6 separate regions of the Mus musculus genome follow, and all the other regions are linked to region 1. A link is a loop called in an ENCODE intact Hi-C map of the cell type or tissue named here. Cell type or tissue: heart. All regions are shown on one strand.

Region 1 (5,000 bases):
TACATACTGCATCCACCAGACAATACATACTGTATCCACCAGACGATACATATTGTATCCACCAGACGATACATGCTGCATCCACCAGACGATACAAGCTGCATCCACCAGATGATACATACTGCATCCACCAGACATACATGCTGCATCCACCAGACGATACATACTGCATCCACCAGAGGATACATATTGCATCCACCAGACGATACATGCTGCATCCACCAGACGATACATACTGCATCCACCAGACGATACATATTGTATCCACCAGACGATACAAGCTGCATCCACCAGATGATACATGCTGCATCCACCAGACGATACATACTGCATCCACCAGACGATACATACTGCATCCACTAGCTTAGAAGTCTATTATCTCATGCCAGCCAGGCACAGCTTCCTCTGTCTCTCTAAACCCTGTCTTTAGATCTTTTGTCTGCCTTTTAAATCTTTTGGGTATACCATCTTCCTTCTATTGACCACCCCTGGGTCATGCTTTCCAGAACGACAAACTCCTCTATCTTCCATAATGCTCCTCTCATGCAACCCAAGTCCAAAATGAGTCATACCTCTACCCAGAAGTCAAAAGGCTTTTGGGAGTTGCTTCTCTTCTACTCCCATGTCCTGGCTATTGAACTCAGGTTGTCAGGCTTGGTGACAGACAGTTTTACTTGCTGACTTGCCTTGTCAGCTGAGGTTTCTTGTAATCTGTTAATTTACTCGGCTTCAGAGAGCCAGAAGTAGCTTCTTCCAAGGACACCCAACTACTTCCAGACTGTGGAGCAGGCCTAGGCATGCAAGTAAAAAGCTGACACCCCACTCTTCTTCAGCCATCCAACTTTGGTTGTAACTTCCACTGAACATTTCTCCATGACCCTTGTACACTCAAATCCTCCACTTCTCTGTGGACCTCTGGCTTGTATTTCCATGTCACTATCAAGATAAGTGGCTCCCATGGTCTAAGTGCTTGGGAATACCCTGTGTGACTTTCCTCTTTCACATTGGCATCTGGTCTATATATCACCCTTGGCTTATCAAACTCAGGGACACCTGTATACTAGACAAGCAGTCTACCTTCTGAGCTAGGCTTGATGTCCTTATATTATATTCTCTTTTACAAAGATGACAAGTTATTAGAAGTCTCTTCTAACTGCTTGCCCTAGAATTGTCTTTCCTCTGGTTGTACTAGGCAAGGAGAGGCCAACATCCTCCTGCATTATCCTAGGTCAAACAGTGGAAACAGCTATCACCCACTCTGACTTGTATCTCAGCTTAATCTCTCAGATCTTGCCTGATCTTTGCACCTCACAAAACCATAGCCGACATATTAATGTAATCTCCCTTCTCCTTTTCAATCCTGTGGACAGCTTCTTGGTGGGCCCAGGCCCAGCAATCCTCTAGGTTGGTCTGACCGACTCCAAGTACTGATGCCCTGGGGTGCTGAGGCCTGCAGAACGATCCAAGCTTCCTTTGCAGAGCCTAGCAGTGCATCTGAGAAACAGAGTGCAGGCAGAAAGACAAGCCAGAGCATCACAAAGAAGAGACCTAGAACTGGAAAACAAGATCCAGAGAGAGTGCCTAGTAGACGCTGCTGGGTTAAAACGTCAGAGATATGCTCTGCAGAAACCTACAGCATGGCTGGAGAAAGGCCAGGTGCCCACAACAGCCTCCGGTCGGGGCGGGGCCTGATAAGGCTGGACTGGGCTGGGGACCAGGCCTTGCCAGTTAGAGGAAGAGGCTGAAAGCAGGGATTGGGGTGAGGAGTAGCAGACCAGAGGTTGAGTGGAGTTGGGGGCGGGTCCTGGTGGCGGCGGCGGGTAGGGGGCTGTGGGCGGGGCCTGGAAACTGAAGGAGCTGGTAATAGTCTAGGGCGAGGCTGGAGGGAGGGTCCCAAGGTGCAGGATTAGGGGCTCAGGGCGGGGTCTGGAGGAGACAAACGACTATAAGGTGGGGGTCTAGGGAGGGGCCTGGTGGCGTGGGGGCGAGGCCAGGCCGCCGGTTGGGCAGTTTAGGACTCAGGGTTTTGGACCAAGCGGTTCTTTGGCCCACTGGGCCCGACCGCACTGAAGCCACGCCCTTTTCCCCTGCTCAGACCACGCCCAAGGCCCCATCAAACTCCTCCCGGAGGCCCCCTCCGGTCCTATTTCCTCCCTCGCGGGTGGAGGCTCTGTAGCGAGGAGTTTCTCGGCCCAGAGCGGTCTGCGGCTTGTCTAAGGCATCTTCGGATTAGCTGATCTCCGCACCGCCTCGGCCTGCATCTTGCTTTCTGAACCTCCAGGTAAGCAATCACCCCTCTCTGGGGGCGCCGCCCTAGTAGATACCCTCGAAACATTCCTCTCCTCCAGGGCTAAGAGCAGTCCGGCTCGGAGCCAAAACAGTCATTTAGTTTCCCATCATTTCTCCGACAAGGTATTTCTCAGAGTTTCCCATCTGGTCGGGGATCAGGTTGCATTCTGATCTGAGAGCTGTGGTGCCCCCATGGAGCAGGTGCAGGTGGTGGACATGAATAGAAAACGCGCGGGAGAGAATGGGGGTTGTCGTGACGTGGGGAATCCGGACATGTGAACAGGCACTGCGCCACAGGAATGTCTGTCACTAGAGAATTTGTACGGAGCGCCTGCTGGGTGCTACCGACCCGACAGGCGAAGGCCGAAGGCCGCAGACACAGAGATTCGGGAACCACGTAGACCCAGCCTCTGGGAAACAAGGGAGTGTGTAGAGCACTATCCAAATCCTGGAGGAAGGAGGTTGAAGTGTTGTGAGGAAGCCTATGGTGTCTGAGGGAAAGGGGCAGCCTGTCATGAGGGCACCTGCTATGGAGAGCTTTCTGGGCCCAGGCCACAAAATCCTAGGGAAATGGCCAGGCTGGTGTATTTGCAGACCAGAAAAGAGGCTGGAGTGTATACAGGGAAGAAAGGAGGTAGGGAGTGGTTGACCAGGGCTTGGAAGACAATGAGGAGCCCACAGCTCCATCCTCCGGGCTGTGTGTACAAGGGATGTTTAAGGCAGCAAGCAACAGCCATCTGATTGTGTCTTGAGAGGAAGACCCTGCCCTATGCTGGGAAAGTTGAAAAGACACCAGGGCAACCTGGACGTCTGGCTGGACCCCTGATGGAAGGTGCGTGAAGTGATAAGAGGTAAGTTAGAAATTCTGTGTTTCCCCCCAAGAATTGTGTTTCATGCTTGTTTGGAAGTGAGATGTGAGGAAGGTCTGTGTGAAGCTTTCCGAGGTGGTCTTCTGAGAATTTGGAAGGGGCCTTATTTTATTTGGGGGAAGGGCTAGGTTGAATCTAGGGCCTCATGCTAGACAAGCACTTTGCCGCTGCAGCACTTTGGTTGCTTCCTTCCTTCCTTCGTGTGTGTGTGTGTGTGTGTGTGTGTGTGTGTGTGTGTACGTGTGTGTGTGTGTACACTAACTTGTGGTGTCAATGTGTGTATGCATGTGTGTGTGCATCTATGTGTGTGTGGAGGCCAGAGATTGACTTCTTATGCCTTCCTCTCTCACTCTCCATATTAGTTCCTGAGACAGGTCTCTTAACTGAACCTGGAGGTTGTCATACTTGCATAGCAAGCGCTGTACTGACTGAGCTAGCACCAGCTTAGTCCTTAGGTTTTATTTTGAGACCACCTCACTAACTTTTTCTTTTCTTTTCTTTTCTTTTCTTTTTTTTTTTTTTTTTTTGCCGAGACAGGGTTTCTCTGTATAGCCCTGGCTGTCCTGGAACTCACTCTGTAGACCAGGCTGGCCTTGAACTCAGAAGTCCACCTGTCTCTGCCTCCCCAGTGCTGGGATTAAAGGCGTGCGCCACCACGCCCGGGCTCACTAACTTGTTTAAGCCGTCTTTGAATTCATTCTGTAAGCCAGTTACGCCTTGAGCTTGCAAAATCTATGAGTGATACGGGGATTTAGGAGACAGGGCTTCCTAAGAGAGCAGTTTGGGCTCAGCCAAGGTCCCAGGCACCAGTGTGGTCTCCAGTGGGGTGACCTGGACCTGTTGGTTGGATGGAGATCCCCAAGAAAGGAATCTCAGACTATGAACTTGCCCTGGAAGCCCCACATCCTTTACAGCTTGCCTTTTCCCAGCCGTAGAGTCAGTTTGAGTGGAGTTCCAATAGCATCACTCGGCCTGCCTTGAACCTTCTCTGAAGGCCAGCCAGGTTGCCGGAGTATTGGGGAATCTTCTTTACCTTCTCACTTTACTCACTCCTAAAGGGGGTTGTTTCCAGGAGTCAAGGCGAGAAGAGGCAATAGATAAAAGCTGGGAACTCCTGGCTGCAGGAAAGGGTTCTGAGCTTTTGTTTGCCCATCTGGAAAATGGGTCTGAAGTATCTTTCTCCTTACTGGGTCCACAGCTGTTGATAGTACTTGAAAACCTGTGCCCTTTACATTCCTGAGAACCTGTGGTTAGCTTCCATGCCTACTCTGAGGAGAACACTATCCTCTTCCAAATCCTAGGCTGTTGGCCAGTAGAGGGGTGGGGGTGGGGGCATTTAGTTGGTACAGTGCCTGGGAGGGAGTGAATGAACATTTAGCAAAAGGAGCCTCTGGGCTTACTAAAGAGGACAAAGAGAGTGGGTAAAGGCCCCTACTCCCACCCTGAGATGACACAAGAAAGCATTGCAGTGGGGAGTGCTCCCCTCTGATCTGGGTGCCCCAGGTTGCTTTCCTCTCCAGTCTGGGCTTGCAGAGCGGTGCAGCCCTCCGGCTAGTGGGTTTACCTCATTTTCCCCAGTTGTAAAATGGGACCAATAGCAGTTAAACTCCTCATATAGTTAAAAGAACCTAGGACAATGCCTGGCTAGTAATCAGTGCCTGATGAAACTAGTCTGTTAACACCGGGCTATTGCAGAGTTCATGCCTCAGGGTAGAACTGAGTGCAGTAACACGGCTTGGCCCAGAGAGTGTCAGGGAAGGCTGCATCCTGGCTGAGTGACAGCTGTCTGTGTTCTGGGTTACATGGGATGATTGGACGGAAGAAAGAGAAACACTGTGGGAT
Region 2 (5,000 bases), 180 kb after region 1:
TGCTGGACCCAGCCTTAACTTATGAATAACTTCACTGTGGGAGCTGCAACTGTGCAGAGCATTTGGCTTGTGTGTAGAAAATTCTTGGCATGATCCCAAACTCGGAGAGTCCTAGTTTCTACAAGTTCTGATCTTAGCATTTCACATGAAGGTGGACAATCCATTTGGAGTTAATTTTGTGGAGGTTGTAAAAGGCATGTCATGTGCTGGGTAGCAATCCAATGTCAAGCTGTGATTTAAAAGAGTAGAACTTATGTTGTAATGGATTTACGAAAGCTTAGGGGATAGAAAGGCACAGCAAGTAGAATTTAGCTGAGGGTGCACTGCCTGTAAAACATCCCACAAATAAGTAATGTGCTAACCAGTGCAGTTTGAGTTTAGGATGCTAGCATACACATGCTTGTTCAACAGGATTGCCCAGAAATATGGCTCCAAACCATAACAAAGGAATCAAACTTAATTTACAACCAGCCACTAGGCCCACCTCCTTATCAAAGAGCAGGCCTCTATCCATCTGCTCAATGGGGCATTATAGAATCACAATCAACAAGGCCTGGTGTGCCATAAAGGTTCAGTTTTCTTCTTGAGAAAGGCATAGTTCTGCCACATGGGTAAGATGACAACCATGCCAAAAAGGGAAAAAAGAAAAGGAAAGAAATCTCTGTTGTATTGCATACTGGCCTGGTCAAGCTACACTTTCCCTGAGGTCCCCATGTCTGGAGCATGACCTAGCTCCTTCTGAAACCCAGGAACACGCTTGGCGAAGCCAGTCACAGCCTCGGGCTTACTCAGCTGGCTCCTTGGATGCTTACCTAGAGGTCTGGGTGTAGAGATAAAACAGAGCTCGTTTCCTAAAACCAGGAATGTGCTTGGGAGTGCTGGTAATGGTGTGGGGCCAGGGCCTTTGGAGGGGGAGGGGTTGAATCAGATTCTGAGAGCACAACTCTTCCTACCATATGGGGCTGTGGTTATCAGTCCCAAGGCCACGAGAGGCTCGGCCAGAAATGTTTTTCATTTACACTGAGTTCCTCTTGTGCAGCACAGTTTGATTAGACTTCTCCTGAGTGTGCCACATTGTATGATGCTTCTGCTGACTTCGTAGTTTCTTCATCTTTCTCCTGACTTCAGAGATGTCTCCCATCTAATTCCTTTTTCCTCATGTAAATCTTAAACAAGATGGTATTCTTAAGAAGCTTCCTTAGCACAAAAGCATATGCTTATCGTACAAAAACATGATAGGTGGCTGATGTGTCTGTACCTACTAACAGGTCAGAAAGGGTTTCACAGAGAAATTTTTATCTCGAACAACAAAATCCAAAATAATAAAATTAAAAATATAAACCCACCATGCTTGCAAAGTAGCTTAACATTGAACAGCAGATGTGTCTGCTGTATGTTATGTGATTTAGGGACAGAGACCAAATGTTGAATGTATGGGTGGCATGAGAATTCGCGTGGTAGCGGAACCGCAGCCTGGACTTCCGGTCCTCTAGCCCGCCGGCGCAGCAGTGCATGCGCAGATTCCCCGTCCTCGAATATTCCTCCGTTCCGCGGTTTCTCCGCCTCGACACGCCCCCCCTGCCGTTCAATGACCGGGGATTGGAAACCCGTGCCGTCAGTCACTGGCCAGCGGGCGGGGCTTCCTACCATCTCATGTCAGTGCAGTTGCTGTCATGGCCTTGCCTCAGCTCCTTTATTCACGGGAATCCCCCTGCCTCACTCTCACACCCGCTGTCATCCCCCGCCCCGTGCCTCAGCTGCAGACAGTGATTCCGTTTCCCGCTCCCGCTTCGCTCCTCAGCCGCCGCCGCAGAGGGGCTCCCGCCGCCCACTGGAAGCCTCTCCGTGCCGTCAGTCACGGTGCCATTCGGTACGACCGGAAACAGCGAGCAGGACGGGGCACGCATGAGGCGAAGCTTCCTGACTGGACTGCATCTCCCATCAACCCCTGCGGCCGCAGCAGACCGATCGGACTTCCTGTCCGGGCCGGAGGCACATCCTGTCTGGCGCAGAAAGTTATGGTTCAATAATTCTAGTGCATGCTGGGAGTTGTAGTTACTTCCCTCCTCGCGCGGGATCTCCTGTTTGCCACAGGAAGTGAGGTGGCGGTAGCCCCTAGGCATGCTAGGAGTCGTAATTCTGTCCCAGTCCCGGGTTTGGGTCCTCTGAGCCCCGCGAGGTTTTTCTCTGATTGGCGAGCACAGCTCAGTGGGCGGAGACGGTGATTGACAGGCGGAGGGGGCGGCTACATCACTGCGTTTGTTTATATATTGAGAAAAGAAAAATAAAGCGCAAGCCCCTGCCTCAGTCAAGGCCAAGCGGGCGGGGCTTCCTGCTGCGTACCGGAAGTCTCTCTCCTGTTGTCTCAGGTCCGTGCAGTCACGGTCATCCCCCTGCCTCAGTTCCTTCCTTACTCACAGGAATCCCCCTGCCTCACTCTTACACCTGCTGTAAATTCCGCCTCAGCTGAAGACAGACAGTGAATTCGGTTCCTGAGCCCGCTTCCGCGTTCTGACTCCTGTGACGTCAGAGCCGGCATCATCGAGGTGTGCGCGCACTGCCACGCCCACTGACGTAGACTTTGACGCCGAGGCCGGGGTTTCCCCGTCCCAACGGTAACTGCCGCGACCCATGCGCCCCGGTCGCTCGGTGACCCCAATGTCAGTCAGACGCCTCCGTTCCCACAGCCGCCGTGACGTGGTAGGTCACAGCCGCTGCCGACACGTCTTTATGTCACACCCACTACACCTAGATCACGCCCACACGGCTTTAATGCTGTTCCCACTACACTCAAGCCACACCCATTACACTCAGGCCAAGCCTACACAGCTTCATGCCCTGCCCAATACTCTCAGGCCACTACTACAGGACTTTAGGCCCCGCCCACAACACTCAGGCTATGCCCACAGGGCTTTATGCCTCTTCCACACATCCTTAGGCAACTCACACACATCTTTAGGACACTCACATCTTTTGGACACTTCCACTATACTCAGGCCCCTCCCACACAACGTTAGGCCCTCCCAGTACACTCAGCCCCCTCCCACACATCTTTAGGCCCTCCCACTACACTCAGGCCCCTACCACACTTTTTTAGGCCACTCCTACACATCTTTAGGACCCTCTCACTACACTCAGGCCCCTCCCACACGTCTTTATGACACTCCCACACATCTTTAGGACCCGCCCACTATACTCAGGCCCCTCCCACACATTTTAGGACACTCCCACACATCTTTAGGACCTTCCCACTACATTCAGGCCCCTCCCACACATCCTTAGGATCCTCCCACTACACTCAGGCTCCTCTCACACATCTTTAGGACACTTACATAGTCAGAACACGCCCCCAAATTTACATATACATTTACATAGACAGTTAGAACACGCCCCCAAATTTACAGAGACAGAACACACCTCAAATTAGGCCCGCCCAGACACTTTTAGGCCACTCCATAACATCTTTGGGCCCGCCCAGACATCTTTAGGCCACTCCCACACATCTTTAGGCCTGCCCACACATTGGTAGGCCCGCCCACATAGACATTTACATAGACACTGAGAACATGCCCACAAATTTACAGAGATATTTATGTAGACATTTACATAGTTACTCAGAACACAACCACAAATACACATAGACATTTACATAGACAGCGAGGACACATCCACAAATTTACATAGACATTTACATAGTCACTGAGAAGGACTGGCTGACTTCTGAATCTTTTTTTTGTTTCTTCATGTTAGGTTTGAGGAGGACACCCTACCCACGTGGCTATCCTCAGTTGCGAGTCACTGTGGGAATTATCCCAGTTGTCTTTTGGTCTTTTCATATATGTAAATGTATTTATAAATGCACATACAAATGATATGTAATTGTATATGCAATGTGCACGCAAGTGTACATGTAAATGCATATGTGAATAAGCAAATATGCAAATGATATTCATGCCCATGCTTTCAAATGCCACGCCCACCCTCATTTAGGCCATGCCCATGCAGCTTCAGAACATGCCCACCCTCCTTTAGGCCAAGCACACTACTCTGAGACCACGCCCATCCTCCTTCAGGGCACACCCACTACTCTCAGACCATGCCCATACTCCTTTAGGACACTTCCACTACAGAAAACACCCACAGATCTTCAGTCTACTCCCACTATTCAACAACAATGCCCTCAATTGGTCAGGACACACCCATACTTCCTAATGCCACACCAATCCTATCCAGACCACGCCCACCCATAATTCTTTAGGCCAGTTTCACCACACTCAGGCCACACCCTCTGCACCCAGCCATGCCCATTCCTTCTAATGCCATGCCCACCAGAATTAGGCACCGCCCACACATCTAAATCTCATTTGAATATTTGCAAATTTATTCATATGTGCATTTACATACACATATCAGTTGCATATACAATTACATATCATTTACATATACATTTATACATACATTTACATATATATAAAAAGGCCAAAAGGAAAAGAAAAAGAAGGAAAAAAAAGAAAAAGAATAAAAATAAGAAAAGAAGGGACAACTGGGATTGGAATTCAACTGTCCTCTGTCACGGGATCTGCGTACAGTGCCCTCCTCACACCTAAAATAAATTTAAAAAAAAAAAAAAAGAAGGAAGGAAGGATGGAAGCAGGGAAGGAAGGAAGGAAGCCAGTCAGTGCAGAAGAGTTTGGGCTTCCTTCCTCCCTCCCTCCCTCCCTCCCTCCCTCCCAGCAGGGATAGAAACCACAGCAAACCAGCTAGAGAGAGAGAGTGAGTGAGTGAGTGACCAGAGCAAGAGAGAGCTGGGAAAAAATAATTTTTAAAAAAGGCCCTCCCTTAACCCTAACCCTAAGCCCTAAACCCTAAACCCAACCCTATTCCCTAACCCCTAACCCTAACCACTAACCCTGACCTAACCTTAGCCCTAACCCTAACCCTAACCCCAACCCTAACCCCTATCCTATCTCTTCATGAGGCATTTGGGAGAAAGAGAACAA
Region 3 (5,000 bases), 170 kb before region 1:
AAAAGCCTTGGCATTTGGGGGCAGCTTCAAATGGTGTTTGTGCTCTGAGCTGGTCCACACAGCTTTCCAGGAAAAGAGCAGAAAGGTCAGAAAAGCGCATAGTGGGACATCCCAAACTAAGGGCTTCTGATTTTAATGTTTAGAACCATTTGAACAGCCCAGCATAATTTTTCTTTTCATGCCCCAAGACTTCTTTTAATCAGGAGAAACATAGATCTGCATCTTCGAAAAGTCAACTCCTGCTGGTGTGCAAAGGACGGAGAGAAGCGGTGTGAGAAGCCACTGCGTAAGCACAGGAATGGGTATGTTCTTCAGTCTCTCCCTTTCTACTGCTGCCCAGGGACCTATCCCTGAACACAGCCAAACTGAAGTTGTTTCCCTCAAACCAGCACTTCAACAGAAACATTTCCTATTTCTCTCAGCTTCTTCACACTCCTTGAAGTCACAGCATTAAGAAAATATTTTTAGATTTATGTGTGTTTTGTTTGTATGGGAACCACATGTATGCTTGATGTTCTGCAAAGTCAGAAGAGGGAATGGGATCCTTTGGAACTGGAGTTATGGATGGCTGTGAGCCATCATGTAGGTGCGAGGAACTGAACACAGGTCCTCTGCAAGAGTAACAAGTGCTCCTGTTCACTGAGCCGCCTCTCCAGCCTCACACCATTTTCAAAACCAGACCTCAACAGTTTTGCATACACCAGTATTCAATATGTTGGCGGTATCTAGGACTTGCTTTCAAACCCTGCATTGGCCACTACAGTGCAAGAGATTATCCTGTTTCACTTTCTTCTCTAAAATGGATACTGTAACATCTACCTTAGGGGCTGGGGACATGCCCGTGAAGTATGAACACATGGTCCATTGTTGAAAGATTCTGGTGATTATTTTAACTGCATATTCCATGTGTACTGGGGGTTTCCTCACATCTTTACATCTGCACAATACTTTCCCCATGCTATTTCACAGGCATTTCAATACGGCTTATTCAAGATCTTAGGTGCTTCACCCAGATCATCGGATAGGGCTGGAAGAACTTTTCCAGGAAGACTGCTTAAAGATTTCTCACCTCTCTGTGTATGTGTTTTGGTGGAGGGAAAAAAACGAGAGAAAGAACCCTAGCAACGCCTCAATGTGTTTTTGGTACTCACAACTGGAAGAAGTAGGAGGCAGAGATGCTAATACTCAGTAGGCAGAAGAAGCCAGGCATGCTATCCAACTTTCTGCAATGCATAGGGCAGCCAGGCCCTCCCAACCAACCATTATCTGACTCTAACTGCCTGTAACAAGGAGGTTAAGAAAGCTTTAACATCCGATCTTGCCTCTTCTAGAGCTCTGGCCAGCGGTGTCCCACATGGACACTTCCGATAATGGAAGCTCTGTCTAGTGCAAAAAAGTTCTCCACCTGCTCTCCACATAGTAGGCGTCAAACCCATTTTGGCATGCTTTAGCAGCAGAAGACAAGAGAAAGGGAAGATCCATCATCACTACCCATTGTTCAACAGCGTGCAATTGCCTTTTTAATATTTACACGTTATTTTACAAATGAAAACGTCCCTAAAACAGCTTTGTTAGAGATGGCGATCAAAGAAAAAATTTCCCCTTTCTCTTCTAGACTTCTACACACAGACGAAAGGTTTGCACACTTCTAAAAGGACCTCATGATTCGTCGCGGTGTGTCCAGAAAATCGTCCACAAAAGAAATCTATGGGATTTCCCGAGGGAGCAAGTCTGTGGGCCATGACCTCTGGCGCCCAAGGTCCTCGCTCCACTCTTCCACCCCCGGATCACCGGGCCTCCGAGATCAACTATCCGGGGCCCCCCAAGCCTCGGAGCCCGGCCCCCCAAAGCGCGTGCCCACGCTGTGTCCTTCTCCCGCCTCTCTCGCGGGAGCCCAGAGGAATCTGGCCCGGCGGAGGCTTGTCGCCAACCTGAATCAAACAGAGTCGGTTCCCATTCGCCCAGCCGCGGCCCACACGCGCGTCTCCATACCCAGGCCTACCGCGGCCTGGGGCCTTCGGCCGGTGCAGGCCCGGCGGACGCCCGTGGGGCTAGGCGAGCTCAGGCCCTAGCGCGGCCTACTCTTTCGGAAGTCGCCGAAGCCTCCGGCCTCACCTGAACACGGGCGGGAAGGCCCGGGACTCTGCTCCGGGGCGGGCGGCGCGGCGATAACGGCTCCGCACGGCCTCGGCAGCGGTGGCGGCGGCGGCGGCGGCGGCAGAGCGGTAGCGGTAGCGGTAGCGGCGACGGCGACGGCGACGGCGACGGCGACGGCGACGGCTGCGGCTCCTCCTCAGCGCGCACGACCCGCTCCCCGGCCCCGCGGCCCAGACACGCCCCCTGCTCAGCGCGCTCTGCTATTGGTCAGTGTCTTTGAAGAAGCGACGCTCATTGGTTGGCATGGCTGTCGCGGTACGCGGGTGCGCGCGGCGTAGGCGGGACTTCCTGTCGGCGTCGTCCGCGGTGGACCAAGGCGCCCAGTGGAGTCGCGAAGTGGCTGGCGATGGCCGCGGAGAGGGTGAGTTGGAGCCTGGCCCGCAGTGGACGCCGTCTGGACGTCGAGGCCAAAGAGTGGCGCTCTTTATAGAACGCACGTCGTGTGATCCTCACAATGCGGGCTGTGCAGCCGCTTACGTCCAGAGAAAGCAAGTTGGTCATCGGGAGCCCTCGCTAGGAGGACAGGATCCCCGATTCGAATCCCGGCCCGGACATTTCCGGTCTGCCTGCAGTTGAGCACCGGCTGACGTCACTGAGCCGGGCCTCAGTTTTGTTATCTGGTGAAGCGGGTTAAAGGATGTGGTCAGCATGGTCAGCCTCTGGGAATCTAAAGTTAAAATTTCTTGGTTTTAAGATTTTTCTTAGTGTGTATGCATGGGTGTTCAGCCTGCATGTATGTTAACCCTGTGCACCATATGCGTGTAGTGCAGATGGGAGTCAGAGAGAAGGTCGGATCCTCCGGGGGACTATTGTTAACTGCGTTTGGGAGCCGACTACTGAACCCATGTCTTCTGTAAAAGCAGCCAGTGATCTTAATTGCTGAGCCATCTTTCCAGCCCCACTTCCTTCGAAATTTAAAATGCCTACTATGTGCCAGGCAGTCGGGCAGTGACCAGAAAAACAACTGCCTGTGCCTTTTGGAGGCTGCTGTTCTGGACTAGTGCTATCAGAAACGTATATGCCACCCTGTTTGATTGAAAACTTCTCTATTGTCTCTACCTCTGTCCACCGTTTTTTAGCGTGTTTGTTTTCTTTTAGTCGGGATCTTCCTAAGTAGTCCTGGCTTGGAACTTATAAATCACGCTGACCATTGCCTCATAGAGATCTGCCTGCCTCTGTTTCCTGATTGCTGGGGTTTAGGGTGATGTTTCATATGATCCAGGTTGGCCTTAAACTTTCTGTGTAACGAAGGATGTCAGTGAAATGATCCTTTTGCTTTCATCTCCCAAGTTCTAGGATTACAGGCCTGCAACACAGCCGCTGCGTGTAGGTAACCTTTTAAAAGTAGTTCTACAGGATTTGAAAAAAAGTTATATTCAAAATTTTTATATTATGTATGTATTTGTTTGTATGTATGTACGTGTTTTTAAAGGATGGTGTTTGTGTATATGTGTATAATATGTATATATTATAATATGCATGTGTTTGTGTGACCATCTATGTGAGAGTCAAAGGGTTACTTGGAGGCGTCAGTTCTTCCGTCATAAGAGATATGGGGGTTGAACTCAGGTTTACACTCAGCAACCAATGTCTGTTCAGCTGAGTCATCTTTATAGCCTGCGATGTCCTTTGTAAAAAAAAAAATATTTATTCACTTAACATCCCAATTGCTGCCCCCACTCCTGGTCCCCTTCTCCTTCTCCTCTGAGAGGGTGGAGCCCCTCACCTTGGCATATCAAGTCTCTACAGGGAGAGGCACAACTTCTCTCTAAGGCAGACAAGGCAGCCCCGTTAGGGGAGCATATTCCGCTTGGGACATCCTTCATCAGCTCTGTACAGTAAAACTTTAAAGAAGCCACAAAATTGTCAGCTATATGGCAACTTAAATTTTAAAATTATTAACTTATGGGCCAAGGGCGTAGCTTAGTGGTAAAGTACTTTCCTAGCACATCCAAGGAGGTTCACAAAAGAAGAGGAAAGGGAAAAGAAGGACATGGATATAGTTTGGTGGTTGAGTGTCTTCATGACATACACAAAGAGATAAAGTAGAAGGGTCAAAAGTTCATAGACAGGATGGAAAGATGGCTCAGCATTTATGATTAGTGTTACAGAGAACCATGATTCAATTCCCATCAACCCATCTATTGACTCACAACTAACTTTAATTGCAGTACCAAGGGATATAACACCCTCTTCTGTCCTCCAGGGGCACTGCACTCATGTATACAAAGCCACACTCAGACATACATATACATATGTGACTCACAAATAAAAATACAATCTTCCCTTTAAAAAGAAGTTCATTCTTGACTATGTAGCAAATTCAAGACCAGCCTCAGCTACATGTGACCCTTTTTTTTTAAAGTAAGTTATTAGTTGAAAAGGTAAAAATAACAGGTCTGCAAGATGGTTGAGCAGGATGAGGCACCACCTGACTGCCATCTCCAGGACCCTCATGCTAGAAAGAGAGAACTGACTCCTGCAAGTTGCCCTGCCTTGTTTAGCCTCTTTAGTAGAAGATGTGGCCCTTACTTTCATATCCACACATTGGCACACACACTGTTTGTTTGTTTATTTTGTGTGAAACCCAGATATTTTTAGTAGCTTTACTTAACCATATTTCAACATATGATCAAAGTTAAAAGTTATGAGATCTTTTGCCAGGAGGTGGTGGTGCAGGCCTCTAATCTCAGCACCCAGGAGGTAGAGGCAGGTTTGAGGTCAGCCTGGTCAACAGAGCAAGGCTATCCAGAGAAACCCTATATGAAACAAAAAGTTATGAGATCTTTTATATTTTGTGTTTTTCCTCTATTTGTTTTTGAAATCTAGTGCACATTTGCATA
Region 4 (5,000 bases), 330 kb before region 1:
TTCAACTATTGAGCTACATCCTCAGATTTCCCAAAATTTCTTTTTAGCAATTAAAGAGGTGGCTCGGTGATTAAGAGTACTTGCTGTATTCCACAGAACCTGTTTGCTTCACAGCCTTCAGGTAGGGTAGCTCACAGCAGCTTGTCCAACTGCAGAGGGGCCAATTACTTCTTCTGGCCTCTTCAGGTGACATGAAGACAAACTGAACTAATTTAAAAAAATTTTTTTAAAATAAAAGCTGGATTGCGGTGGTGCATTCGTTTAATCACATCACTTGGGAGGCAGAGTCAGGCAGATCCCTGTGAGTTCAATCCCAGCCTGGTATATAGAACAAGCTTCAGGACAGCCTGGGCTACATAGTAAGACCCTGTCTCAAAAAAAAAAAAAAAAGATAGATAGATAGATAGATAGAAACATATAGATAAGAAATTTTTAATTTTTTTTTCAAAATAATTTCACTGTACTAAGAGGCCAAAAGAGGCATAAGAGGATATCCTAGAACTGGAGTTACAGGTAGTTGTCAGCCACCAGATGTGGGTGCTGGGAAGTGAACTCAGGTCCTCTGTAAGAGCAATTATCAATCTTAACTCCCGACTGAACTGTTCAGGTGCCTATCCTCCTCTTTTGAGCCATGCTTCCATGTAACCTAGGCTGGCCTCAGAGTCACTGTGGAGCTGAGAACGGCCTCGAACTTGTCTTCCTGCCTTCACCTCCCTGAGCTGGGGACTACAGGTGTTTACTACTATATCTTTTTTTACCAACGTGCTAGGATCAAACCTGGGGCTTCGTGCATGTTAGTTAGGTAGGCACTCTACCAACTGAGCTGCATCCTCCGCAGGAGGTTGATTTCAACTTGATGCTGTTAAATAGCACAGCACACAAACGGGCTGTAGAAGAACTTTTCTTTCCTTTTCTTTTCTTTTCTTCTCTTTTTTTTTTTTAGATGAGGGAAAGGAATACAGAAATGTGGATGGAATGAGGTTTTCAATCACCTGAGTATTTAGTAATAGTCTAGTTTTTCTTAACAGTTTCAAAATTTTAATGGGGCAATATAGATAAAAGAGGGAGAGTGTATGAGATCAACACTATAATACACATCCATGCACTCTGGAAACTAAGGTAGGAAAATTCTGAGTTTGACACCAGTCAAATGCGCTGCGAGTTGGAAGCCAGCTTGAGCTGTGGTGAGACCCTATCTCATAAATTTTAAGCCGGGCGTGGTGGCGCTTGCCTTTAATCCCAGCACTCAGGAGGCAGAGGCAGGCAGATTTCTGAGTTCCAGGACAGCCTGGTCTACAGAGTGAGTTCCAGGACAGCCAGGGCTATACAGAGAAACCCTGTCTCAAAAAACAAAACAAAACAAAACAAAAACAAAAACAAAATTAAAAATTTAAAAATCCATGTGACTGTCAACTGTTAGTATCAAATAGAAGCCCTGACTATACAAAAGGTTAAGATCTCAAACCTTAGAAATCCTGACAGTCCCTATTCTGAATAGACTCCTCTGTTTCCCCTCGTGTCCCCCCCCCCCCCCCCCGATCTTCAGCCATCATGCTGAACTTTTTTGTAGCCTTTTGTGAATCAGGCTGTACTCCACTACTCATCAGTCTCCTCCAGAGGGGAACCACTCCCCCTGCTGAACCTATGATCTCAGCTTTCCTTCTATGACACATCCTTCCTTGCCCCACCCTGTCCAAGGCCCATAACCCACACCCTGGAGTCATCCTCTTCTCAAGTCTTGTAGCTGTCAATGATGGGTCATACATGCTCTCTGCCCTCACTTACTTATTAAAAGAATCTAGGATCTGGCCAAGGTGGTGAGTGGAAGGTGAAAAGTGGGAGGATCTGGAGTTCAAAGTCACCCTCTGCTACACAGAAAATTTTGAGGTCATCCTAAGACTACAATAGACTCTGTCTCAAAAATTAAAATAAAAAAAAAATAAAAACAAAGTGGAAGGAGAAAGGGGAGGAGGAAAAAAACGAGGACAAGGGGGAGTCGGCAAAAGAACCAAGGTCCCATTCATTCATTCATTCTTCAAGCCTTTAAAGCAGCTCTCACGTGTGCGGCTCTGGACCCAAAGGAGACCTGACACCCCCTCCGCCGCTCTATACCCCATCCCCGCCCCGCCCCGCCCCGTCCCAGGAGAGATAATGGTTGGGGCAAATGAAGGATGCAATCGGCGTTTTGATGCCAGATTCACCCAGCAAGGGTAGGACCTGACCTAACCACCCGGCCACCACAGAGATGCTGGCTCTGAAGAGAGGCCTTCTGCATACGCCCGATCTAAAACCCAAGCCAGGAGCCCGGCCCTTGTCTGGTCCCGCCTATCCTTGCACCGAGACACGCCTCCTCATTAACTCCTCCATTTCATTCAGCCCATGGCCTTAAGTCCTACCGCCCAGGACGCCAACCTCATTCCCAGTCTCACGACTCCATTGGTCAAATACAAGAGCCCGCCTTCCATCAGTGTCGCTGACTGCTTAGAAGTCAGGATCTCTTTCACAGCACACCCCTCCCATCTCAACAGTTACCAGGGACGAGGTTTGAAGAGCAGATAGTAATGGACGGCTCAGAACCTCTCATGATTGGGTAGAATTCCAGCTCTGGGCGGGGCTTAGTGCTTTCAGCTAAGGGTTGCTCAAGGCCTCAGCTTTCCTTCCGAGGCACACCTCTCGCCCATCACTATTAGTAGTTTAGGTGTCGATCAATATTATTACTTATTTTGATAGGTAAAATTAGATGTCCATCACAGATTCTCTCATTTCAATTCGCTCCTCTCCTCAGAGAACCGTAGCCAGGGTCCGCCTCACGGGGTGGCTATGGATTGGTCAGGTCTTATGTCATTCTTCTACAGTGGGCGGAGCCAAAGGCCTAAGGGGGCGGTGAATTGGTTGACTGGGCTGGGGGGCGGGGGGCGGGGCAGCGGCTCCTGTCAGCGGGTGAAATGGCAGTGGCGGAGCCAGCGACGGCCGCGGTCCCCGGGGGTGGCTGATTGAAAGGGGCCGGGCCGCGGGGTTTGCGGGACCCTCGAGCAGACGTGACCGTGGGTCGGGGCATCGGACGACACAGCGCAGGGACAGCGAGGCTCGGCGCGGCGATGGAGGCGCTCTCGGCGCAGGTAGGGCGGCCCGAACCGGGCCTCTTCTCCTTGGGGGCGTCAGTGCTGCGGGGCCCCGCGGGGAAGCCAAACCAGGAGCGTGACCTGGGGTCGCCTCGCCTCCAGAATCCACGCTGGGAGCCTTGGCATTCCCAGTCCCGGACCCTGGAACTCCGGCCTCCGCCCACCCTCCTTCCCGATCCCCTCAGGATCCCTCCCAGGGCTCCTAAGACCCAGTGTCTCTTCGCGACGTCCCCCACAGGCTCAGGACCTCTGTACATCTTTCCCAAGACTCCTCTGTTAGAATCTGTCCAGGGCTTCCCCATCCCCCAGTCTGCAGACCTGCCCCCCCCCACACACACACACCATGAGCGTCTCCTTTCCAATCCACAACCACCACCACCACCACCCCGAGTCCCAGGACCCCTCCCATCTGCACATCTCTTGCCTTTACATCCCCCTAAACCTCCCACTTGGCTTCCTGTCTTCTGTGTCTGGCCTACACCCTCATCCTCTCCAAGGAGACCAAGATCAGAGCCCTATACTCTTTCTTTCTGACTCCACAGAAACCCATGCCTCACCTCTTAAACGGAAAGATTCCCAACTGAATCCAGAGACATCAGCTCAGCCTGCTCACTTGGCACCCCTCCTGCTCAAGGGCTCCAATAAAAACAAAAACAAAAAAAACATCACTTCTAGTCTTCTGAGAAGACTATACACTGTTGCTGATCTTGAGCCATCTAGATGGCATCTTCCTGAAGAAATGAACACTCAGGACTTCCCAAAAGACCAAAAGATAGTGCTGAATCCCATCCCCCATAGACACACCCTCCCCATCCATCTTTCTGATACAGAGTGGGGTCATTTAGATACCCCTAAATATACAGGAACCTAAGGGCCCAACCCAGACCCAGGCCCATGAGTGCTCTCCCCCCCCCATCTCTCTCTCTCTCTCTCTCTCTCTCTCTCACACACACACACACACACACACACACACACATGAGAACTTCTATACACCTTCTTGAGCCCAGTACCCTCAACAGACCTCCTAACTCAGACAAAAGACAGAAGATTGTGAGGTGGCAAGCTCTGTCCCCAGCACCTAGCCTGTCCCTTCCACCCCATTCTCTTTGAGTTGGGACTCCAGGGCGTGTCAGGGCCTAAGATCTACCTACCACAAATCTCTCCCCCCCCTCTCTCTTTCTTATCCTTTTTAATAGGAAGGACATTCTTTCCTACACCAGTGTCCCAAAAGGAACCAGTGCCCATCTCCAAATCAATGGCACCTCCCTATACATACCATGGGGAGTGAGATCTTCCAGCGGCTCCTGGCCCCAATCCTAAAGTCTGACCAGACTGGTAGGACCAGCATCCTTGAGCCTATGGCATCTGTTGGCCTCAGATGATATAGACAGTGCTGCCATCTAAGGTGCTCATCAAGGCCAGTTTCTGAGAGCCCTGTGAGTTCTTTTACCCACCACCAATGTTTGGTCAAAATAAAACAGCTTCCTCCTAGCATGTGGGATCTGCTCAGACTGGGTCAGACCTGCCAAAAGCAAGCACCTCTTTAAGGAATATTTTCAGAAGGGTTAAAATGTGAAGAAGACAGGGGGGGTGTGTGTGAAAGGATGAGTGCTCTGATTGACAACCCCCTCTGCTTGACACCCCCACTCCCATATACACCACTCCCAGCCAATCTGTCATTAAGCCAGACTCCCCACATCCCTCACTCTTCATGGTTGTATTGTATTGGTTCTCCCTACCAATTCTGCCCCACAGCTCCCATCCTAGGGTCCCACCTGTGGGTTCCCTCTGGATTCCTGCGGTTGACTGTGGTGGTTTGGAAGGGATCACAGGTAGCTTGGCCCCGGCACAAGACAGAGAGGAAAGAAGAGATTGCAG
Region 5 (5,000 bases), 250 kb before region 1:
CTGAGAGGCCCGGAAGAAAACAAAACCCTTACATGCTTCCCACCCCACCCCTGAAATTATACTGACTCAGAATTTGGATGGGTAGCTGAGCATGGTGGCACACGCCTTTAATTCCAGCACTCAGGAGGCAGAGGCAGGTGGATTTCTGAGTTCGAGGCCAGCCTGGTCTACAAAGTGAGTTCCAGGACAGCCAGGGCTACACAGAGAAACCCTGTCAAAAAAAAAAAAAAAAAAAATTGGGTGGGGCCAGGAATCTGCTACTAAGTAAGAATGCCAGGTAATTCTGATTCAGGTGGTCCTGAGACCACATAATGGAAATATTGACATAAAGACTGGGCTGGCACTGAAGCTCAGTTGTGAGAGTGCTTGCTTGACATGCAGGCAGCCCTGGGTCCCGTCCTCAGCATTTCATAATCTAGGAGTGGTGGAACCTATGTAATGTAGAGATGCCTGTATAGTACTCTGGAGGTGGAGGGAGGAGGCGTGAAAGGTTGGAGGTAGCCTGGGAGACGGAGCATAGCTCATCTCAAAACAACTAAGAATGGAATACTGACATGTCAGCTATGGAGCCCCTTTTCTCGAGCCGTAGGGAGTCCCATCAAGTTAAGCAGTGTTTTCTCAGGACAATGCTCATGGAACATAAAGAAGAAACTGTAAGCCGAGTCTCCTGTCACACATTCCCACCTGAGTCCAGTGCTGGTGAAGGCTACCTTTTTTCCCAGTTCATTCAGGGATTTTCTTTTGAATGTTTCCTGTGCAGGGGAGCATATACCACTGGGTGCTTAATAAACGAGAACGGTAATTTCCACCTCCTTGTACAGTATGATTGTCTAAGCTGCCTATAACTGGGGCCAAATGATGACACCTGTCTATCAAATCAGGCTGTCTGTCCTGGGAGGAAGGATATCCAAGTTACTTCAACGAGGTGAAGTAGAATCAAGAGAAATTGGGTAGTTTTCTGCCTAGGTTTTTTTTTTTTTTTTTTCCTAAAGAATCTACCTCACCCCACCCTCTAAAACAGTTGGATGGTGGTGATGCCTATCTTCAGTCCCAACACTCCAGAAGGCAGAGGCAGGTGGATTTCTTGAGTTCCAGGCCAGCCGGGTCTACAGAGTTACAGGGCAGCTAGAACTACACAGTGAAACCTTGTTGCGAAAACAAAACAAAACAAAACAAAACCAATCCAATTTTCCTCTCCTCTTTTATCCTTTTAACTCTAAGCTTCTCTCTGCTCCACCCATAGGTCATTACCAAAGGAGTTCTAAGAAGCCTTTAAAGGCCAAGGCCCATCCCAAAGTGTTCACTGTTGCTTCCGGAGTTGTGCGCAGCCTGACCTCCTGGGTTTGGTCTCTTGCTGAATGTCCCTGCACATTCAACGACCCGAATTTACACACAAACTTTATCCTAGCACTCTTGGAAGAACTTAATGCAGGGTGGGGATGGGGCTAGCAGGGCAGAGGCATCTAACCCCAGGGACTGTCTTCAGATAACATTGGTTTCAAGTCCGGATTCTCCGGGCGAAAGGATAGGAATGGGGCAGAAAGTCTGGCCTTAACCTTGATTCTGACACCGAGCTCAGGAATCACCAACTCTGGATTCCCTCTCCACTTGTCAGGGCTACTCTCACTGTGCTGGGACTGGCTGAAATGGAAAGGGATTACCATGGGCACCTAATTACGGTGAGGAGGCGGCTCCATGCTAACAGCGAGAGTTCAGGCCGCAATTAAGCATAACAGGTCCTCATGAAAGACCGTCCTAGACGAGGAAGGTTGTTCCGTGAGGGCGCGGGCACCAGAGCGCCCTAGAGATGCACACGAAGTGAAGAATAATCTGGGAACAGCCGTAAGCGTGTGCAGTAAAGGCGCGAGCTTGGCCGGTCTCCCGCTTCTGCACGCAGGCGTGCGGTTGACCGGACTTCGCTTTCTCTCTTTTTTTCTTTTTTTTTTTTAAGTGATTTCCAACAGCGCTTAATCGCCTGAAACTTCACGCATGCGCACTGCGGAAGGCAGCGATAGGCCATGACAATGCATGAGGCCCGCCTCGGGCTCTAGGTGGCATCAGCTTCCTACTGGAACCCAGTGCGCACGCGCGGCGTTATGCACGCGAGGCAGGGCGGGCACGCGCTGGGGTGGTCTAGGCAGGACGGCGGCTCGGCGGGGTCATCCGAGCGCAGGCGCAGTGCGGTGTTTGTCTACCCCGGACTGACGGGTGGCCTGGCGGTGAGCGGCGGCAGCGGCGGCGGGGAAGATGGCGGCGTCCTCCCTGGAGCAGAAGCTGTCCCGCCTGGAAGCCAAGCTGAAGCAGGAGAACCGTGAGGCCCGCAGGAGGATCGACCTCAACTTGGATATCAGCCCACAGCGGCCCAGGCCCAGTAAGCACGGCCTCGTGGGGGAGGGGCGGGCGGGGCGGGGCGCGCACTGGGAGGCCCCGCCCACCGGGCAGATCCTGCCCCCGCTTCCGGGGCGCTAGCTCTCCTCCCCTCCACTCTCTGTGCTGTCGGCTTGCAGGGAGAGGGTCACGGTGACCTGGAAGTCGGGTGGGCAGTCTCCAGGGCGACTCTCTCCGCCCACGTACCGCGGTCCCGAAGTTCACACCGTTGGTACCTGAGAGCTTAGTCCCTCACCCTGTGGTCGGCTTCCGGAGCCTTGTCACCTGCACCTTGCAGGCTTTCAGACTCGAAGCTACGCCGCTGTGACTACAACCAAGTCTTTTAACTCTGCAAACAGTTATATCTCTTCTGATTCAGTGGTTCCACTCCTGCCGAGTCAGTGACTGTCAAGAGGTCCCCTCCCCTAGCAGACAGTCCACACACGTGCATGCCTATCTGCCCATGTAGGTCACTAAGTCCTCATCTACATCCGTTTTGATTGGAGGCTTCTATTTGACTTCTTTGGTCATATCAGATGGCTCCTTCTAAGCTTGGAAGGACCTTGTCACTGGACCCAGCTCACTGCCTCCTACATACAGGGGCACCTCATATCTCTAATGACCAACTACTTTTCACTATTGCTGTCTAGCCCTCAGGAAACACATAGCCATCTCTCAGCCTGGCAGCCTTTGTCTACAGGGCTCAAGTGACTGCTACTACTACAGACACCTGTAACCAGTGTAGTCCCATCGAGTAGAAACGCACCTCCTTTCTGAGCCTACTGTCTTTGGGCCTGCCTCCTGACATACGGTCCTGTACCAAAAGTGCTTCCTCTTCCTTTCTAGACACACATCCAGCTTGTCCACCATGACCACAGTTAGCATCCTTGTTGTATCCCAGATACCCCTGTCCCAAGTTGTCTTTGCTGAAAGAATCTGGCTTTTTTTCTCCCCTCTCTGTCCAACCCTTCCTCTGTCCCTCTTGATTCAGCAGAATGTCTTCTTTATATCCTCTGTGATGTAATCTTTGGAGTATACATACTATAGTTGTCTGTGTGGTCACTATGGTAAGAGGGGAAAGGCAGCCTCCTGTAGGTGAAAATTCTGTTCACTACCTGGCCACCTGGCCTGACTGACCTTCACAGCTTGATCATCTTCCTGAAGAGGCATTCAGGATTCCCTCCATCCCTACCCCTTCTGGACAAAGTCTTCCACGTTTCCTTCCTGGGAGTTTCTTCCAGGAACTGGAGATACCCAGAGGTGGGGATGCATTTCACTGATTCTGCCTGGGACCAGAGGTTGGGCCCCTGCTGGATTCCAGGGCCATCCCTCCACGGCCCTGTGGATGAGACAGGGTTGGGAATAGGGTTCTAGGTGCCATAAGAGCTGCCTGTCCCTAGAGCAGAGTAAGACCTGGTAAGGCTAGTGGCTGGCAGGCCCCAAGGAGTCCCCTGCAGGTGTCTGTCTCTGTCAGCTCCACACCTTCCTGCCATCATCCCATCTCTGTTGGTTTCTACCCATCTCTGCAGTTTGGTGCCTTGTGCCTCCCCCTCCTCTTCATTATGATTTGATTTCTTTTCTGTTGGACAAATCGGTTGTTTCTGTTGTGATTTATTGTGGTGTTTTTTTTTTTCTCTTTTCTTCCTTTCCCCATCCAGTTATTGTGATCACTCTAAGCCCTGCTCCTGCCCCGTCCCAGCGAGCAGGTACCAGCCTTTTTATCATTGCTGCTTGCATATCTGCACATTGACCTAACCGCTGCCCCAGCTGCAGAATGCCATCCCTACCCTATGCTGTATGTGGGTGTGTGGGTGTATTTGTGTGTGTGTATAACTTAGGGAGAGAGAGAAGGAAAGAGAGTTCTGTGTCTTCATTTTCACTCTCCCTTAACTACAGAAATGTGAGCCTGGCTATACTTTCTCTGTGTCCATTAGTCTTCTCATTTCTTCTCTGGCTCAATCTGGAATCCTAGAAGATGAAATGAGCTCCCTTAATGAGCAGGAGTCTGCTAAGTGGGCACACAATGATGTGTGTGTGTGTATAAATAAAGTAGGTAGAGATAGGTGCACTGCTCTTATTTAATCTGTCTCAACTATGAAGTGAATGAGTGTCATTATTTGTGTACTGTGTCTCCTTTCAGAACCAGGAACCTAGCAGTAAGTAAAACAGATCAAGCTCCTATCCTGTGGGGCTGAGGATGCAGGATGGACGGGATCCATTAGTGGTCACGAAGCATGTGTCTGATCCAGCAGAATAGTCTAGTAGGGTCTCTGCAGAGGGGTCTCTCAGGGAAAGCCTATGGAGGATACAGGGTTTGAACAAAAGTATACCAAGAGGTTAGGGGAAACAAGACCTCCCCCCTCCACCCCTTCCTCCAACCTAAGGTCTCCAATGCTAGGTAGATCAGCTGTGCTAGTTCCTAGGTGTGTAATGTCCTGTGTGTGTAAGAGAGCACCTGTGTTGATAGAAATGAGAAGAGCTCACTATTGGTGCTAGTGTGTCCCAGCTTGTGTGTATACATGGATGCGTGTATGTGTGCTGTATGTACATGTTTGTCTTTTTGCACATGAGTGTATGTATGTTGGGCTGGTAGCCTGCACACATATGGATCCCATAAGTGGGTACATGTCTCC
Region 6 (5,000 bases), 80 kb before region 1:
AGATAAGGCAGGGAATGCAGCTGACCCCCATGAAATCCTGTTCACCTATGGAAATACACCTATGGAAGTACACCCCACCTCCCTTTTGTGTGTACATTTTAACTCTCACAATATGTTCCTGAGGCTTTGCTGACATTTATTACCCAGATGATGAAACTGAGGCTCTAAGATATCCTTGACATCACCCATATTCCACAACCAGGGTGAGGACTGAGATTGGAAGTGAGGACACACACCAGAACTCTTTCTTCTTCTGGTTTTAGACGTGTCCTCCTGATATTCCAGTGTCCGGAGCTTGGGCAAATGGCTCAGTCTGTGTCTTAATTACTGTTCTATTTTTTTTGGTGTGTGTGTCTATGATAAAACGCTATGACAAAAACAACATTCAAGCAGGCTAGATGTCCATAAAAGTGGGGAAGGCACGGCAGCAGAAAGTTGAAATATCACATCTCCACAGCACACAGGGAACAGGAAATAAGACCTTGAAGTGGGTCAAGGCTAAGTGTCAAAGCTTGATTTCAGTGCCTTAATCCCTGCATGATCTTAATCCTCAATGAGACTCTATGTCCTAGAGATTGCATAAACTCCCAAACAGAGCCAACCGCAGGGGACAAAGGGTTCAAACACATGAGCCTATGGAGGCACTTCTCATGCCAAAAACCATGCTCCTTTCTTGTTGCAGACTTAGAAACACCCTGAGAGAACAGATTCAGTGAGGAAGGATTCATTTTGGCCTACTGTTCCAGAAAGGTACAGTCCATTGTCATGGGGAAATGGACAGCAAAAGCTTCCTTACCAGTGGCTAGCCTACTGAAGGAAATATCTCTACTTTCCTAGCAACCATGAACTGTCTGTTTATAGATTTTTAGGGAGGGGCAGAGACTTGTGAACGCTCCCTGATTTACATGGTAGGAGGTTAATGGGCCCAATCTTGTGTGGATAGTCTTAGATGCTAAGGGTTAAAGAGTACAACCAAACAGGAGGTTGTAGCACACTCCTTTAACCCATGCACTCAGGAGGAAGAGGTAGGCAGATCTCTAACTTTGAGGCTAGCCTGGACTGCAGAGTGAGTTCAGGACAGCTAGGGCTACACACAGAAAACTTGTCTCAAAAAGCAAAAAAAAAACAAAAACAAAAACAAAACAAAACAAAAAGATTTTAAAAGAAACACAACTGATGCGTCACACCCAGATGACAAGCAAGGCTACCTCAACATTCTACCCACCTCTATTGGGTTTTACACATTCCAAGCCCTCTGTGAGAACGTGAAGAAGGGCTCTGGAATGGATATTTCCCAGGCTGTGTTAAAACACTGGGGAGCGGCTCAGGACTTTATGTTGGGTGTGACCACAGGGTTGTTTTCTGCAGACTAGGAAGGACCAACAGGCTGGGTGTGAGTTAGCTTTCCTGGAAGACAGAAGACCTTGCACCTACGTAAGTGATGTCATATGTGCCTGCTCAGCCTCTCTTCCTGTGGTCATTCGTGCTCACTGAGAATCTGCTTGTCAGCGTCCTACCCTGCCCCAAATCTGGAGTTTACTAGTTAGGTAAACATATATGCAACATCTACCATGTGTGCCAAGTGTTTCACATTCATTGTTGCAAGTCCCTATATGTAAAGTGCACAGCTCAAGGTCAGTTGTAAAAAACTAAGGCCCAAGTACAGAATCGATTAAATGCAAACTGAAAAACTCAGAAGTCCCAGCATGACAAAATGACTCTCAGACAACCTCAGTACTCAGTAGCACGCACTGAGTCAGACTGAGTGAATGAATGAATCTGAGCAAGTCTGATACGGATGGGAGAAATGAGTGACAGTGGCTGGAGGAGAATGGAATGGGACAGACAGAGATGGGCCAGGAAAGCTGGGAGTGTGGTCATATTCTGAAGTCAGGAGGATCAGATCAAAGTTGGAAGACACAGGTGGCAAGGTGTCAAGTACTGCAATTCAGAGAGTCTGTCAATAGAGGGCACTCCAAGTCTTGGCCTAGATTATGTGCCTCACTGCCCCCCAACTTAAATTTACATGTATTTATTCATATGTGTGTGTGTGTTTGTGTGTGACTGTGTGTGTGTGTGCGCGCTCTTGCATGCGCACGTGCGCATGCATGCACACCCACATATCATCATGTACTCATATGGAGGTCAGAGGGCAACTTGTAGGGATTGGTTCTGTTGTTTACCATGTTTGTTGTTTGTTCCTGGTGATTGAACACAGGTTCTCTGCGTTGGCAGCTGGTTTACCTGCTAAGCTATTTCACTGGCTCTTGCCTCTCTCTCCCTCTCTCCTTCTCTCTCTCTTCCTTTCCCCTTTAAACAATCTTTTATTTATTCTCTGGCAATTTCACACACACATATAATGCATCTGTCTAAAGTCCTCAGACACACTCCAACATGCCCCTTCCTCACACTCTCCACCTCCTTTTTTTTTCTCCTTTCTTTTAGAAATAATCCACTGAGTATAATTAGCTGCCTGTGGGAATGTCGGCTGATCTTGGCTTGAGCCTGTACAGGTCTTGTGCAAGTAACCATACGCGTTTGCATTCCTTCTAGGCTCTGCCCCATAGTTACCTGGCAACAGCTAAGTATGCCTGACTCACTATAAAAGGGGCTGTTTGCCGCCTCCTCCTCCTCCTCACTCTCTTACTCTCTCTGTCCCTTCTCTTCCCATAACTCCCCCCCCCCATGGCTGGCTGGCCTCTCTCTCTCTCTCTCTCTCTCTCTCTCTCTCTCTCTCTCTCTCTCCCCTCCTCTCTTCCTCCCCCTCTTTCTCCCTCTTTCTCTCCCACTTCTCTCTGCCTTTCTCTGTCTCTACTCCCTCCCCTCCCCTCCCCATGCCCTAAATAAGCTCTTTTCCATACTATAGTTCAAGTGACTGGTCCCTCAGGGGAAAGGGATGCCTCAGTATGGGCCCACAAAGACACCCCTTTCCACCTTACTGTACATATTCCTGGTTTTTTCTTCCTTTTCTTTTTTATAAAACATAACAATACCTGTGGTGAGTTCATGAGTGCAATGACCACACCACATCCAGAAGACAGCATTTCACAGTGGCCCTCCACATCCTCCAGTTCTTCCATTGTTTCTGATACCACTTCTGCAATGTTCCCTGAGTCTCAGTGAGATTGATATAGATGTCTCATTCAGGGTTAAGCATTCAAAAGTCATTTATTCTCAACCTTGATCAGTCAGGGGTCTCTGCATTACCTGGTGCCTGCTGCAGAAAGAGGCTAAGAGCAGGACTAATATATATGCATACACAGAAACATTTAGAAGGCAATTTGACAACACACCCATTTTGTAAAAGAGCAGCAGCAGGCCCCCTCCTAGGGCTTATGACCTCTGAAGTTCTGGGATTTTGACCAGCTCTGAAGTCCTAGGCATGGACTTCCTATTGTGGAGCAGCAATAGGGAAATACAGAGGAGCAAATCCTTGGGTCTTGCCAACCAGCCAGCCTAGAAAACTCAAGGAGCTCCAGGTCAATGAGAGATCTTTCCAAAAACATAGCATGAACAATTGAGAAAGACACCTAACGCATGTTTCTGGTCCCTCCTTCCCCAGTATTCACACACAGGTGCACACACATATGAATACACAAATCAACTGGAAATGAAAATGATGATATTTGTATACATTGGGATAAGAAACCAAAATATCATTTTAGGCTGTGTGAGATCTCTTGGCAGGTAAATACACTTACATATAGCCTGATGACCTGCCTGAGACTCACATAGTGGAAGGGAGAACTGATTCCTTCAAGTTGTCTTCTGACCTTCACACAGATGCTATAGTGTGAGCATACCACCCAAATATACGTTTAAAAAGTTTAAGTTGTCAGCTTGTCCGTCCGTCCGTCCGTCCTTCCTTCCTTCCTTCCTTCCTTCCTAACGTGGTATCTAGGAGCTGGAGAGATGCTCTGGCGTTAAGAGCAGCGGCTGCTTTTGCCCTAGTTCTGAGTTTGGTTCTAAGCACCCACTTTAAGGAGCTCATGATAACCTGTGATTCTATCTCTTTTTTCTGGCCTACTTGCATCTGTGTGTGCATGAGTCTTTCCACACAAATCGAAAATGACAAAAATAAATCCCAAAGGATGTCTAAAGCATGCTTATGAGGGACTGGAAAGTTGGCCTGGTGCTTGAGAGCACTCCTGCTTTTGCAGAGAACTAGGGTTCAACTTCCAGCACTCACAAGGCAGCTCATAATTATCTGTTTTATATATATATATATATATATATATATATATATATATATATATATATATAAAATACACACACACACACACACACATATATGTATATAAATCTATGCGGGCTAAAGAGATGGTTCAGTAGTTATCTTAGTATCTTAGTTTGGGTTTTATCGCTATGAAGAGACATCATGACCAAAGCAAATTTTATGAAGGACAACATTTAACTGGGGCTGGCTTACAATTTCAGATGTTTAGTCCATTATCATCATGGTGGGAACCATGGCAGCATGCAGGCAGACATGGTGCTCAAAGAGCCGAGAGATCTACATCTTGATCCAAATTCTTGATCCAAATGTATCCAGGAAGAGACTGTCTTCTACAGGCAGCCAGGAGGAGGGTCACATTCTACAGAACTTGAGCATAGCAGCCTCAAAGCCTGCTACAAAGTGACATACTTCATCTAACAAGGCTCTACCCACCTCCTCTAATAGGGCTATACATTCTAATAGTGCCATTTTCCATGGGCCAAACATATTCAAACCACCACAGTGGTTAAGTGCCATTGTTGTTCTTACAAAGGTCCTGAGTTTGACTTCTAACACACGGTGGCTCACAAACCATCTGTAACTACAATCCAACACTTTCTTCTGGTGTGTGTACATGTGGAACACAGATATACATGCAGGCAAAATACACATACACATACAAATAAACCAGTAAACCTTTCCTGGGTTCTGGTGGCACATGCCTTTAATTGCAGCACTTGAGAGGCAGATGCAGGCAGATCTCTGAGTTCAAGGCCAGCCTGAT

The links. Hi-C counts contacts between places; a loop is a spot of excess contacts. Peaks named below come from ENCODE experiments on the same cell type or tissue, not always from the same donor. Only the 100,000 strongest peaks of a DNase experiment are listed, where the experiment ranks them.
Region 2: it touches region 1 in a loop (6-fold over the local background); 7 of 42 quality-filtered maps call a loop at or near these places.
Region 3: a loop joins it to region 1, with 2.2 times the contacts of the local background. A loop is called at or near these places in 4 of 42 quality-filtered maps.
Region 4: it touches region 1 in a loop (1.8-fold over the local background); 3 of 42 quality-filtered maps call a loop at or near these places.
Region 5: it touches region 1 in a loop (2.7-fold over the local background); 2 of 42 quality-filtered maps call a loop at or near these places.
Region 6: a loop joins it to region 1, with 2.3 times the contacts of the local background. A loop is called at or near these places in 6 of 42 quality-filtered maps.

What each region holds. Positions count from the first base shown.
Region 1 is chr8:4,491,310-4,496,309 of GRCm38, forward strand. It overlaps Cers4 (ceramide synthase 4), which reads left to right and starts at 2,096. Exons shown (of 11, transcript NM_026058.4): 1 at 2,096-2,281. In heart, no CTCF peak of the experiment used is centred here; DNase peaks (open chromatin) are centred at 2,092 and 2,562; H3K4me3 peaks cover 2,368 bases; H3K27ac peaks cover 2,178 bases.
Region 2 is chr8:4,675,867-4,680,866 of GRCm38, forward strand. It overlaps Gm6410 (a long non-coding RNA gene), which reads left to right. Exons shown (of 2, transcript XR_378684.4): 1 at 1-2,700. Among named protein-coding and RNA genes, the nearest start is that of Gm6410, 3.5 kb to the left of the region's middle. In heart, no CTCF peak of the experiment used is centred here; DNase peaks (open chromatin) are centred at 835, 1,615, 2,095 and 2,675; H3K4me3 peaks cover 2,360 bases; H3K27ac peaks cover 2,146 bases.
Region 3 is chr8:4,322,771-4,327,770 of GRCm38, forward strand. Elavl1 (ELAV (embryonic lethal, abnormal vision)-like 1 (Hu antigen R)) reads right to left here and starts at 2,330. Exons shown (of 6, transcript NM_010485.3): 1 at 2,116-2,330. It also overlaps a transcript of Ccl25 not described here. In heart, no CTCF peak of the experiment used is centred here; DNase peaks (open chromatin) are centred at 2,011 and 2,411; H3K4me3 peaks cover 3,147 bases; H3K27ac peaks cover 2,381 bases.
Region 4 is chr8:4,163,645-4,168,644 of GRCm38, forward strand. It overlaps Evi5l (ecotropic viral integration site 5 like), which reads left to right and starts at 2,923. Exons shown (of 20, transcript NM_001346730.2): 1 at 2,923-3,119. All of the region lies in intron 4 of 4932443L11Rik (a long non-coding RNA gene), which reads right to left. In heart, no CTCF peak of the experiment used is centred here; a DNase peak (open chromatin) is centred at 2,617; H3K4me3 peaks cover 2,054 bases; H3K27ac peaks cover 1,033 bases.
Region 5 is chr8:4,236,663-4,241,662 of GRCm38, forward strand. It overlaps Lrrc8e (leucine rich repeat containing 8 family, member E), which reads left to right. Exons shown (of 3, transcript NM_028175.2): 3 at 1-808. It overlaps Map2k7 (mitogen-activated protein kinase kinase 7), which reads left to right and starts at 2,078. Exons shown (of 12, transcript NM_001164172.1): 1 at 2,078-2,371; 2 at 4,026-4,073. The coding sequence starts at 2,248. In heart, a CTCF peak has its summit at 2,231; DNase peaks (open chromatin) are centred at 2,099 and 3,029; H3K4me3 peaks cover 2,773 bases; H3K27ac peaks cover 2,177 bases.
Region 6 is chr8:4,411,424-4,416,423 of GRCm38, forward strand. No RefSeq gene overlaps it. Among named protein-coding and RNA genes, the nearest start is that of Ccl25, 64 kb to the left of the region's middle. In heart, a CTCF peak has its summit at 1,961 (motif pointing right); no DNase peak of the experiment used is centred here.